Regions from separate parts of the Homo sapiens genome. Here region 1 is linked to region 2. Evidence: chromatin contacts called from ENCODE Hi-C or POLR2A ChIA-PET data. All regions are on one chromosome and are shown on one strand. The core of a region is the stretch at or near the end of the contact, and the rest is flanking DNA. Distances in the headings are between cores, read along the strand shown. Region 1 overlaps STIM1 (stromal interaction molecule 1). Region 2 overlaps PGAP2 (post-GPI attachment to proteins 2).

What was found. Hi-C counts contacts between places; a loop is a spot of excess contacts on that map. ChIA-PET counts read pairs that join two places held with the same protein, here RNA polymerase II (POLR2A). Pooled maps may share reads with other maps.
Region 1: a loop to region 2 is called in a pooled map, with 2.1 times the contacts of the local background. The contact joins two enhancer-like sites. A Hi-C loop is called at or near these places in 1 of 50 pooled maps. POLR2A ChIA-PET finds 5 or more read pairs at or near these places in 4 of 52 experiments (B cell, CD4-positive, alpha-beta T cell, activated CD4-positive, alpha-beta T cell and 1 more).

The regions. Positions count from the first base shown.
Region 1 is chr11:4,005,995-4,011,014 of GRCh38, reverse strand. The region is part of intron 2 of STIM1 (stromal interaction molecule 1); the gene reads right to left. Among named protein-coding and RNA genes, the nearest start is that of RRM1, 86 kb to the left of the region's middle. Within about 2 kb of position 3,559, at least 2 of the 41 ENCODE cell types and tissues checked have a DNase peak (open chromatin) inside an H3K27ac peak, as active enhancers do.
Region 2 is chr11:3,822,897-3,827,535 of GRCh38, reverse strand. PGAP2 (post-GPI attachment to proteins 2) reads right to left here. Exons shown (of 7, transcript NM_014489.4): 4 at 3,401-3,653; 5 at 3,160-3,266; 6 at 2,408-2,516; 7 at 1,165-2,208. The coding sequence ends at 2,078. RHOG (ras homolog family member G) reads left to right here. Exons shown (of 2, transcript NM_001665.4): 2 at 1-558. Among named protein-coding and RNA genes, the nearest start is that of RHOG, 16 kb to the left of the region's middle. Within about 2 kb of position 2,640, at least 7 of the 41 ENCODE cell types and tissues checked have a DNase peak (open chromatin) inside an H3K27ac peak, as active enhancers do.

The DNA of each region.
Region 1 (5,020 bases), core at 2,310-4,809, 180 kb before region 2:
GGAAACCATCATTCTCAGCAAAATATCACAAGGACAGAAAACCAAACACCACATGTTCTCACTTATAAGTGGGAGTTGAACAATGAGAACATACAGACAGAGGGAGGGGAATATCATACACCAGGGCCTGTTGGGGGCTGGGGGCTGGGGGAGGGATAGCATTAGAAGAAATACCTAATGTAAATGACAACTTGATGGGTGCAGTAAACCAACATGGCATATGTATACCTATGTAACAAACCTGCACATTGTGCACATGTACCCTAGAACTTAAAATATATAATAATAAAAAAAAGAAAGAAAGAAAGGCAGAACCCATAGAAACAGGCTACTTACTTGCTGTGTGACTTTTGGGCAAGCTACTTTGCCTCTCTGAGCCTATTTTCCTCTCAAAATTAGGGTTAATAATGTCCCTCATTTCAGGTATGGTAAGGATTAAATGAGACAAGTTTGCAGAAGTCATAAATTGCCTTTGTGTGTGTCTTTTACTGGCCTGCACAGCATTTTGAAAAGTTGAACCTAAATTTAAAAATCATAAAATTTTGGCCGGGCGCAGTGGCTCATGCCTGTAATCCCAGCACATCGGGAGGCTGAAGCAGGTGGATCACCTGAGGTCAGGAGTTTGAGACCAGCCAGGCCAACACTGTGAAACCCTGCCTCCACTAAAAATACAAAAATCAGCTAGGCAGGATGGCACACACCTGCAATCCCAGCTACTTGGGAGGCTGAGGCACAACAATTGCTTAAACCTGGAAGGCGGAGGTTGTAGTGAGTCGAGATCATGCCACTGCACTACAGCCTGGATGACAAGGCCAGACTCTGTCTCAAAAAAAAAAAAAAAATCAGAAAATTTCACTAAAAGTCCACCTTCTCAGGCTATCTTTTAAACAAATCAAAACAGGTTGGGCTCCATGGCTCATGCCTTCAATCCCAGCACTTTGGGAGGCCGAGGTGGAAGGAGATTGCTTGAGCCCAGGAGTTCAAGACTAGTCTGGGCAACATAGTGAAACCCCATCTCCACAAAAAATTTTAAAATTAGCTACATGTGGTGGTGTGCACTTGTGGTCCCAACTACTTGGGAGGCTGAGGTGAGAGGATTACTTGAACCCAAGATGTTAAGGTTGCGGTAAGCCGTGATCGTACCACTGTACTCCAGCCTGGGCAATAGAGCAAGATCCTGTCTCAAAAAAATAAAAATATCTAGCCACAGTAAGCTCCAATGACTTTAGAATTTTATACAGGAGTGGCTTAAGGACTAACAATTTAATTGGAAAAGGAGAGTGAGAGCTAAGGGACTTGTCATGAGGTTGCATTTGCATAGCAAGCACACTATTTTTATGAAGATTATTCATTACAAATTAATTTTATTTTACTTTATTTATTATTATTATTATTATTATTATTTTGAGATGGAGTCTCACTCTGTCTGCCCAAGCTGGAGTGCAGTGGCATGATCTCAGCTCACTGCAACCTCTGCCCGCCGGGTTCAAGCAATTCTCCTGCCTCAGCCTCCTGAGTAGCTGGGATTACAGGCGCCCACCATCATGCTAATTTTTGTGTTTTTAGTGGAGGCAGGGTTTCAGCATGTTGGCCAGGCTAGTCTCGAACTCCTGATCTCAAGTGATCTGCCTGCCTCGGCCTCCCAAAGTGCTGGGATTACAGGCGTGAGCCACCACACCCGGCCACAAATTAATTTTAAAATGCAACTTTTTTTTTTTTTTTGAGACACTCTTTCCCTGTTGCACAGGCTGGAGTGCAGTGGCGCGATCGCAGCTCACTGCAAGCTCCGCCTCCTGAGTTCACGCCATTCTCCTGCCTCAGCCTTCCAAGTAGCTGGGACTACAGGGGCCTGCCACCACACCCGGCTAATTTTTTTTTTTAATTTTTAGTAGAGACGCGGTTTCACTGTGTTAGCCAGAATGGTCTCGATCTCCTGACCTCGTGATCTGCCCGCCTCGGCCTCCCAAAGTGCTGGGATTACAGGCGTGAGCCACCGCACCCAGCCAAAATGCAACTTTTTATGAAGATGTTTTTATTAACCTTTTACTTAAACTTAAGGAAAAAATCAATTCTCCATATCAAAGAATAAATATATACAGCAGCTCCTCAAATAACACCATTTCTTTCAATGTCATTTCTTTATAACGTCAATGAAAAAAAAATCAATTCCTGGCTGGGGCTACTGTCTGTGTGAAGTTTCCATGCTCTCCCCATGTGTGCATGGGTTTTCTGTGCATTCTCTGATTTCCTCCCACATCCCAAAGATGTACATTTTAGGTGAACTGGCATGTCTCCATGGTCCTAGCCTGAGTGAGTGTGGGTGTGTGAGTGTGCCATGCAATGAAATGGCGTCCTATCCAGAGTTGGTGCCCACCTTGCACCCTGAGCTGCTAGCATAAACTCTGGACACTCTCAACCCTAAACTGAAATAAGTAGGTAAATAATTATAAATAATTATCTTACTTGTTTTTATTAATCTTTCTTAAATGTATATACAGCTCACATTTATTTCAGTGTTTCATATTGTAAGTGTTTTGGTCTTTATTTGTAAGTTTGGTGATGTTTTTGTGACCAGAAATATGCCATAGGAACTTAACCCTTGTTTATAACAAATTAGCCTCTGTTAAAATTGGTTTCATTATATGTCATTCACTTATGACATATGATGGGGATACATTCTAAGAAATGCATCATGTGTCAACATCATAGAGTATGCTAGATGTGTATAGCCTACTACACACCTAGGTTATATGAAATAGCCTATTGCTCCTAGGCTACAAACTTGTACAACATGTTACTGTACTCAATATTGTAGGGAGTTGTAACACAGTAGTAAGTATTTGTGTACCTAAACATATCCAAACATAAAAAAGATATAGTAAAATATATTATAATCTTATGGAACCACATTGCATATGTGGCCCACTGTTGACTGAATGTCCTTATGTGGCCTATGACTATATATAAAATATGTATAATTCATATTATATATGAGTATGAATATATATATGTTATACAATTTGGGGTATCTTAAAGGTTGGGGAGTTGGTGCTAAAGGAGCTATGGAGGTCTCAATCCCCTATCTCTTAGAACTGCTCTTGGAGTACATGACTACATGGCAACAGTCTGCCAGAGCTGCTCCTTCTGAAGAGGTGTGGGCTCTCCATTTTCCCACAGCTCTCACCACTCACAGACTTATGCACATGCATTTATACAGCCCACATTACTCACTTACAATGCCCTCTGACCCTTCAGGGGCACAGTTTGTAATTCCTGTTGTACACTAAAGTACTGAGTTTGAAAGCACAATTCAGATATTAATTGAGATTATTATTGGAAGGAGAGTGAGATAAGGACAGGAAAGTAACAGAAAAAGATTCTTGATCAAAGGTGACTTCTTCTGTGCTCCCATAGTGCCTATGAATACCTTTATCAGTCTTATTAGATGTCTATCTCCCCTGCCAAACCATATACCCTCAACGGAAGTTCCCAGTTACCCAGCCACAAGCTGGGTACTAGCACCCAAGAATATTATATTGAGCTGTAACTTTGATGTTCAATATACTTGAAGTAGGCATTACCACATCTTACTTTGAACACTGTCCCACATCCAGCTAATAGCTAAAGTCTGATTTAAGACAAAGTTTAAAAGTAACGAAAGGTGATAACAAAGCTAAACAGGCAGCTTTTGGATCCCACCAAAGGGATTTACTATTTCAGACTTAGAACAAGCAGCTCTTCTCTCAGGAATACCTAAGGAGGCTCCCCAAGAGTCCTGCCTTACCATGGGGAATGCAACATTGGCTAGAACTATACAGCTCAATAGTTCTACAAAGAGCCAAGCTACCAGCTGTCAGTAAGTATATTTAGTTCCATGCGCCCAGAAAAATGATCTCCCAGGAGGTGGCACATGGCATAAACCCATCCCAAGTGTCAAGCAGTAGTGAAGTAGTGAGAGTGGGAGCAGAGAAGAGGGGAGACATCTCTCTATAATTTCTACAAAATAGGCCCAGCCAGCTTGATCCACCAGAGAAGAGAATTCACTGACATAAAGCCAGAAGAAGAGCAGCACACCTTTGGGTACAGCAATCTGGATGGCTTTCCTGGGTTCTTCCTTAGAATCAATAACACTTCCCTCCCCTTTCCAACCTTGTTCCCTACTACTTACCTTCCATATTTCCCAAACCAAATTGTCCCACCTCCATTCCCACTTTCTCTGCTGCTCTCCAACCCCCATCCAGCCCACAATATTTAGAACCCTACATTAGTCCATTATTACATTGCTATAAAGAAATACCTGTGGCTGGGCACAGTGGCTCACACCTGTAATCCCAGCACTTTGGGAACCAGAGGTGGGCAGATCACTTGAGGTCAGGAATTCAAGACCAGCCTGGCCAACATGGTCAAATCCCGTCTCTACTAAAAATATAAAAAATAGCTGCCATCATGGCTTGTGCCTGTAATCCCAGCTACCTGGGAGGGTGAGGAAGGAGAATCGCTTGAACCCAGGAAACAGAAGTTGCAGGGAGCCGAGATTGTGCCACTGCACTCCAGCCTGGGCAACAGCATGAGACTCCGCCAAAGAAAATTTTAAAAAGAAAGAAAAAAAGAAATACCTGAGACTGGGTAATTTATAAGAAAAGAGGTTTAATTGGCTCACCATTCCGCAGGCTGTACAGGAAGCATAGCAGCTTCTGCTTCTGGGGAGGCCTTGGGAAACTTACAATCAAGGCAGAAGGTGAAAGGGAAACAGACACACCATACACAGCCAGAGCAGGAGGAAGAAAGAGCAAAGGGGGAGGTGCTACCACACTTCTAAATGACCAGATCTCATGAGAACTCACTCACTATTCAATACTGAGAGGGGATGGTGTTAAACAATTCATGAGAACATCACCCCGATAATCCAATCACTCCTAACAGCCCCACCTCCAGCACTGGGGATTACAATTCAACACGAGATTTGGTGGGGACACAGAACCAAGCCATATCAAACCCATAAGTCACATGTTCCAGATCT
Region 2 (4,639 bases), core at 1,391-3,890:
CTGCCCTCCCCCCACCAGTTGTGCCTTGGTGCCTTGTCCGCCTCAGCTGTGCCTTAAGGACTAATTCTGGCACCCCTTTCCAGGGGGTTCCCTGAATGCCTTTTTCTCTGAGTGCCTTTTTCTCCTTAAGGAGGCCTGCAGAGAAAGGGGCTTTGGGCTCTGCCCCCCTCTGCTTGGGAACACTGGGTATTCTCATGAGCTCATCCAAGCCAAGGTTGGACCCCTCCCCAAGAGGCCAACCCAGTGCCCCCTCCCATTTTCCGCTACTGACCAGTTCATCCAGCTTTCCACACAGTTGTTGCTGCCTATTGTGGTGCCGCCTCAGGTTAGGGGCTCTCAGCCATCTCTAACCTCTGCCCTCGCTGCTCTTGGAATTGCGCCCCCAAGATGCTCTCTCCCTTCTCCAATGAGGGAGCCACAGAATCCTGAGAAGGTGAATGTGCCCTAACCTGCTCCTCTGTGCCTAGGCCTTACGCATTTGCTGACTGACTCAGCCCCCATGCTTCTGGGGACCTTTCCTACCCCCATCAGCATCAATAAAACCTCCTGTCTCCAGTGGCCCCGGCTCCTCCCTGTGTGCTGGGCATTAGCGGGTGGGCATGGGCTAGGGCTCCCCAGAGACTGGGAGCCTTTTGTTTCTTCTAGTAGACAATAGGCTTCATTGTGGTCCCCTCACCCCTCAATTTCCCTAACAAAGCTCTAGGCTCCCTTGGAGGGGGCAGTCTTGCTCTGGGGCCCAGTCACAGATGCTGTAGTGGACTCAGACACAAAACCTGAGGAAAGACTTCTTGATCTTAGGGCTCAGAAAGGGAGAGGTTCAGAGCCATTAGTCTAAAGGCAGATGCTCCCACAGTCATGCATGTGACAGCTGTACCTCACATCCCCAAGAGGACAGCTTTAACAACAAGAGTTGGAATTTGAACCCAGGTCTCTGTCTCAACTGAAGACTTCCAGGTACCCTAGCTTGCAGTCCTAGAATCATTACAGATAGCTCACTCACTCCTGCTCACCAAAATAAAGGCTTAGACCAGCTTTAGGAGACTCCAGACCTAAGGGGGACTGGGGGGTTCTGCTAGGAATCATACCCTGCCGTGGACTTACTCCCTCCCCATTCTTGAGCCTGTTTCTCTCCCAGTTCCTATCAAACAAGATGAGCCCCAAGACTAGCAAGCCTAGGCAACTGTTGGCCCAAAAAAAAAATTTATTTTCCTTTCAAATAAAATGTACAACCAAAATTTAGGGTTTGGAGCAGTAGGGAAGACAGGAGATACCAGGGAGCCCATTTTACAGTAGAGATCTGCATCTGACCCCTCTATCCCATACCTTTGCAAAGGAGGGGAGGGGTCTACAAGCCAGAACTTTCAGAAGAGAAGAAAATACATGCTGTGCTGGTGCTGTTTCTGGAGCAGGTCATCCTTTAGGTATAGAACACCACCTCCACCCGATGACATCAGAACCACTGACTGGTAGAGTCCTTGGAAATCATACAGTCCACCCATCCCCCGCCAGACACATGGACACACCGAGGCTCAGATGGGGAAGGGTACATACCCTAGGGCACACACCAAATCAAAAAGGTGAAGTCAGGACTAGAACACCTGAGCAACTTTAGCAGGGGACTGTGGCCACAGGCCTGGATGTGCACAGTAGATCATGAAATACATTAGTCCTATGAATGACCCCCGTGCAGAGAAATGGCTGTGGTTGTCAGGGAGCAGCCACTGCTCAGGGGCTCCTGACCTCAGTGAAAGGTGACTGTGTAAAGGCCAGAAACTGGATGGTGGTCATGAACCTCAGGACGTTTTTTTTTTTAGCACCAAATGGTGGAGCTCTCTGCCAGCTCAGCTTCTTGGGGCCTCTCAGGTAAAGGTGATGTTTGAGGACCCCACGCCCATATGAGGGGTGGAGAGGAGAAGCCAGCAGCACTGGGGTGAGCCTTGGCCTACACCCTTCCTTCTTACCCTTCCCCCATCTTCAGTAAGGCCAAGAGAGGATGTGGGGTGGGGAAGGCCAGAATGGTATCGTGTTTCTTGTTTCTGGGCAGTGGGCTGCGTCCTCCCAAGCAGGACTGAAGGGTTCAGAATCGCTTTTCCTCAGGCTGAGAGGTTATGAGCAGCTCCTTGTTCCCGAAGTCCCACCAGGCCGTCATGTGGAACGCCATGTTGGTTAAGACAACAGTGTACTCCAGGATGGCAAAGATGGTGTACACTGTTGTGAGGACACAAGGAACAGGACATGGTGAACTTCCAGCTACCCGCTCAGAGGCCTCTTGATAAATCACACCACCATTGGTCTGCCACAGAGAACACAATGGCAGCCAGTCCCCAAGACCATTGCCCATTATCAAAAACATCATTGCTGCCCCGCAGCCACTCATGACCGCCTGTGGATCCTATCCTGGCCTCACCTCCAGCCTCACAATACATGTTGTGCCGAAAGTAGACAGCCAGCGCCGAGAAGAAGGAGATGAAGTTGATGATGAAGAGCCGCTGTTTCCAGCTGTAGGACTTGCGATCCTAGGGAATGGGCTGTCTGATCACTCTGCAGCTTGCTGGGTATGAGAGCGTGGGCTCCCCTCTCAGCCCTAACTCCTAAGGGCTGGGCCTTATCTCCCTTGGCTCCCACTAGCGGTCATGGAAGGGAGCACAGGCAGGGGCAGCAAGAATGACGACTATGTGTTCACGTCCCTGCCTCTGGGGGAGTGATGGGCCGAGGAGCAGTGGTATTCCTGCCGCTTCCACTTCAGGGGGATGGAGTATGAAAGTTACATGGAGTCACCCACCAACCCCACCTCCAAATACTGTGGGGGAAAAGAAACCCATGTACATGGGTGGGGCGCTGGAATTATGACAGACCAGTCCTCTGACACTGTTCCTAACTCACTGCCGCCTAGATGCGACTCCTCATTCTATCCCCATTTGCAGCCTCCATCTCTTCTATTCTCCAGTCTCCCACACTACCCAAACACAGTGCTATAGTCCTAGATTCTGACCAACCACCCTCAGTTTGTTCCCAAGCCCCAGCCCCAACCCCAGCACCCCTCTGCCAGGGTTCCCATTAGAACTCAGTTCCCACCTCACCATTACCCGAATCCTGAGGACAGATGTCCTTGATTTTCTTCTGGGCTGCCTTGGAGCCCCCGCTAGGGATAGACCGTACCTCCTGACTTACTGTGTGCTTCTTGGTCAACCGCCAGAGAATGCAGGTGAGGAGCATGTGCCCGAGGGATGAGGCAATGAACACAATGAAAGCATTTTCGTGGATGGCTGGAGGGAAAGAGGATTGGGAGCCACATTGCAGGGAGTGCCCACACCACGAAGTAGGAAGGTCCGAATGTGGTAGGGGCAGGCCCGTCCCCTCAGGGAACACTTCCCCACTCCTCCCTCATCCAGGCACCCACTGAAGTCCTCGGAGGAGGAGACATAAGTGAGCACTAGCAACGCGAGGTTCTCCACGACATTGAGGCCGAAGTTGAGGCGGCAGAGCGGGCGATAGCAGGAACACGGGGAGGTGCAGCTGAGGTAGTGGTTCCAGTAGGCGAAGGCCACCAAGAAGCGAGGCGCCGAGTGCAGGCCGATGCAGAAACGCCACACGTAGCGCTGGGGCACCTCCCCGCCGATGGCTGAGCTCACCGAGGGCAGGTAATTGGGCACCTAGAGAGTTGTGACCTGTCTGGGCATCTGCCTCTGCCAGCCCCGCCCATGTGGAGAACCTTCTCTCCATCTGACAAAATCACTCTTGCCTCTGCTCCAGCCCCTCCCCTTCCAAGAAGTCCTCCTTCAGATGTCCCCATACCTCTCCCAAAAGACCTCTCCTTCCAGGTCCTAGGCCCAAAGTGCTGGATTCTCATTCCCCAGCTATCCTGGGATTTGTGCAGCAGCATGGTGGCACCTTCTCCATCTCCCCCGCAGACTGGAACCTGCCTGTGTTTGGTCAATGTGTAGATGGGTTCAGATGCTCTACACCCATAGCTCAGAGCTGTGCCTCCACTAAGACCCTGGGTGAGTTCCAAGGCCTCAGATTCAGTCCAGAGGACAGGGATGAGTCACAGACCATCTGAGCTTCCTTAGAACAGTGCTGGATTCACTGCTCAGCTAAGATGTTCCTCAGTCTGCTCCCAGCGCCACTCACTCCTCTAGGCAGGTGTGCCAAGGTGGTAGAATGGCACCCCTGCTCTGATCATGATTAACAAAGTGGGTGGGCTGGGCACGATGGCTCACATCTGTAATCCCAGCACTTTGGGAGGCCGAGGTGGGTGGATCACCCGAGGTCAGGAGTTAAAGACCAGCCTGGCCAACATGGCAAAACTCTGTCCCTACTTAAAAAAAAAAAATTAGCCAGGCGTGGTGGCCAGCGCCCGTAGTCCCAGCTACTCAGGAGGCTGATCAGAAGAACTGTGTGAACCTGGGAAGCGGAGCTTGCAGTGAGCCGAGATTGTGCCACTGCACTCCAGCTTGGGCAACAGAGTGAGACTCTGTCTCAAAAAAAAAAAAAAAAAAAAAAAAAAAAAAGAAAAGAAAAAAGAAAGTGGGTGCTCCTAACCTGGGGTAGTCTAAGGAAATGACCATGTTCTTGTGCATCTCCACCATCCATCTTAATGCCTGGAACTCCTATTGAAGCTTCAGTCCTTAAGGAAAAA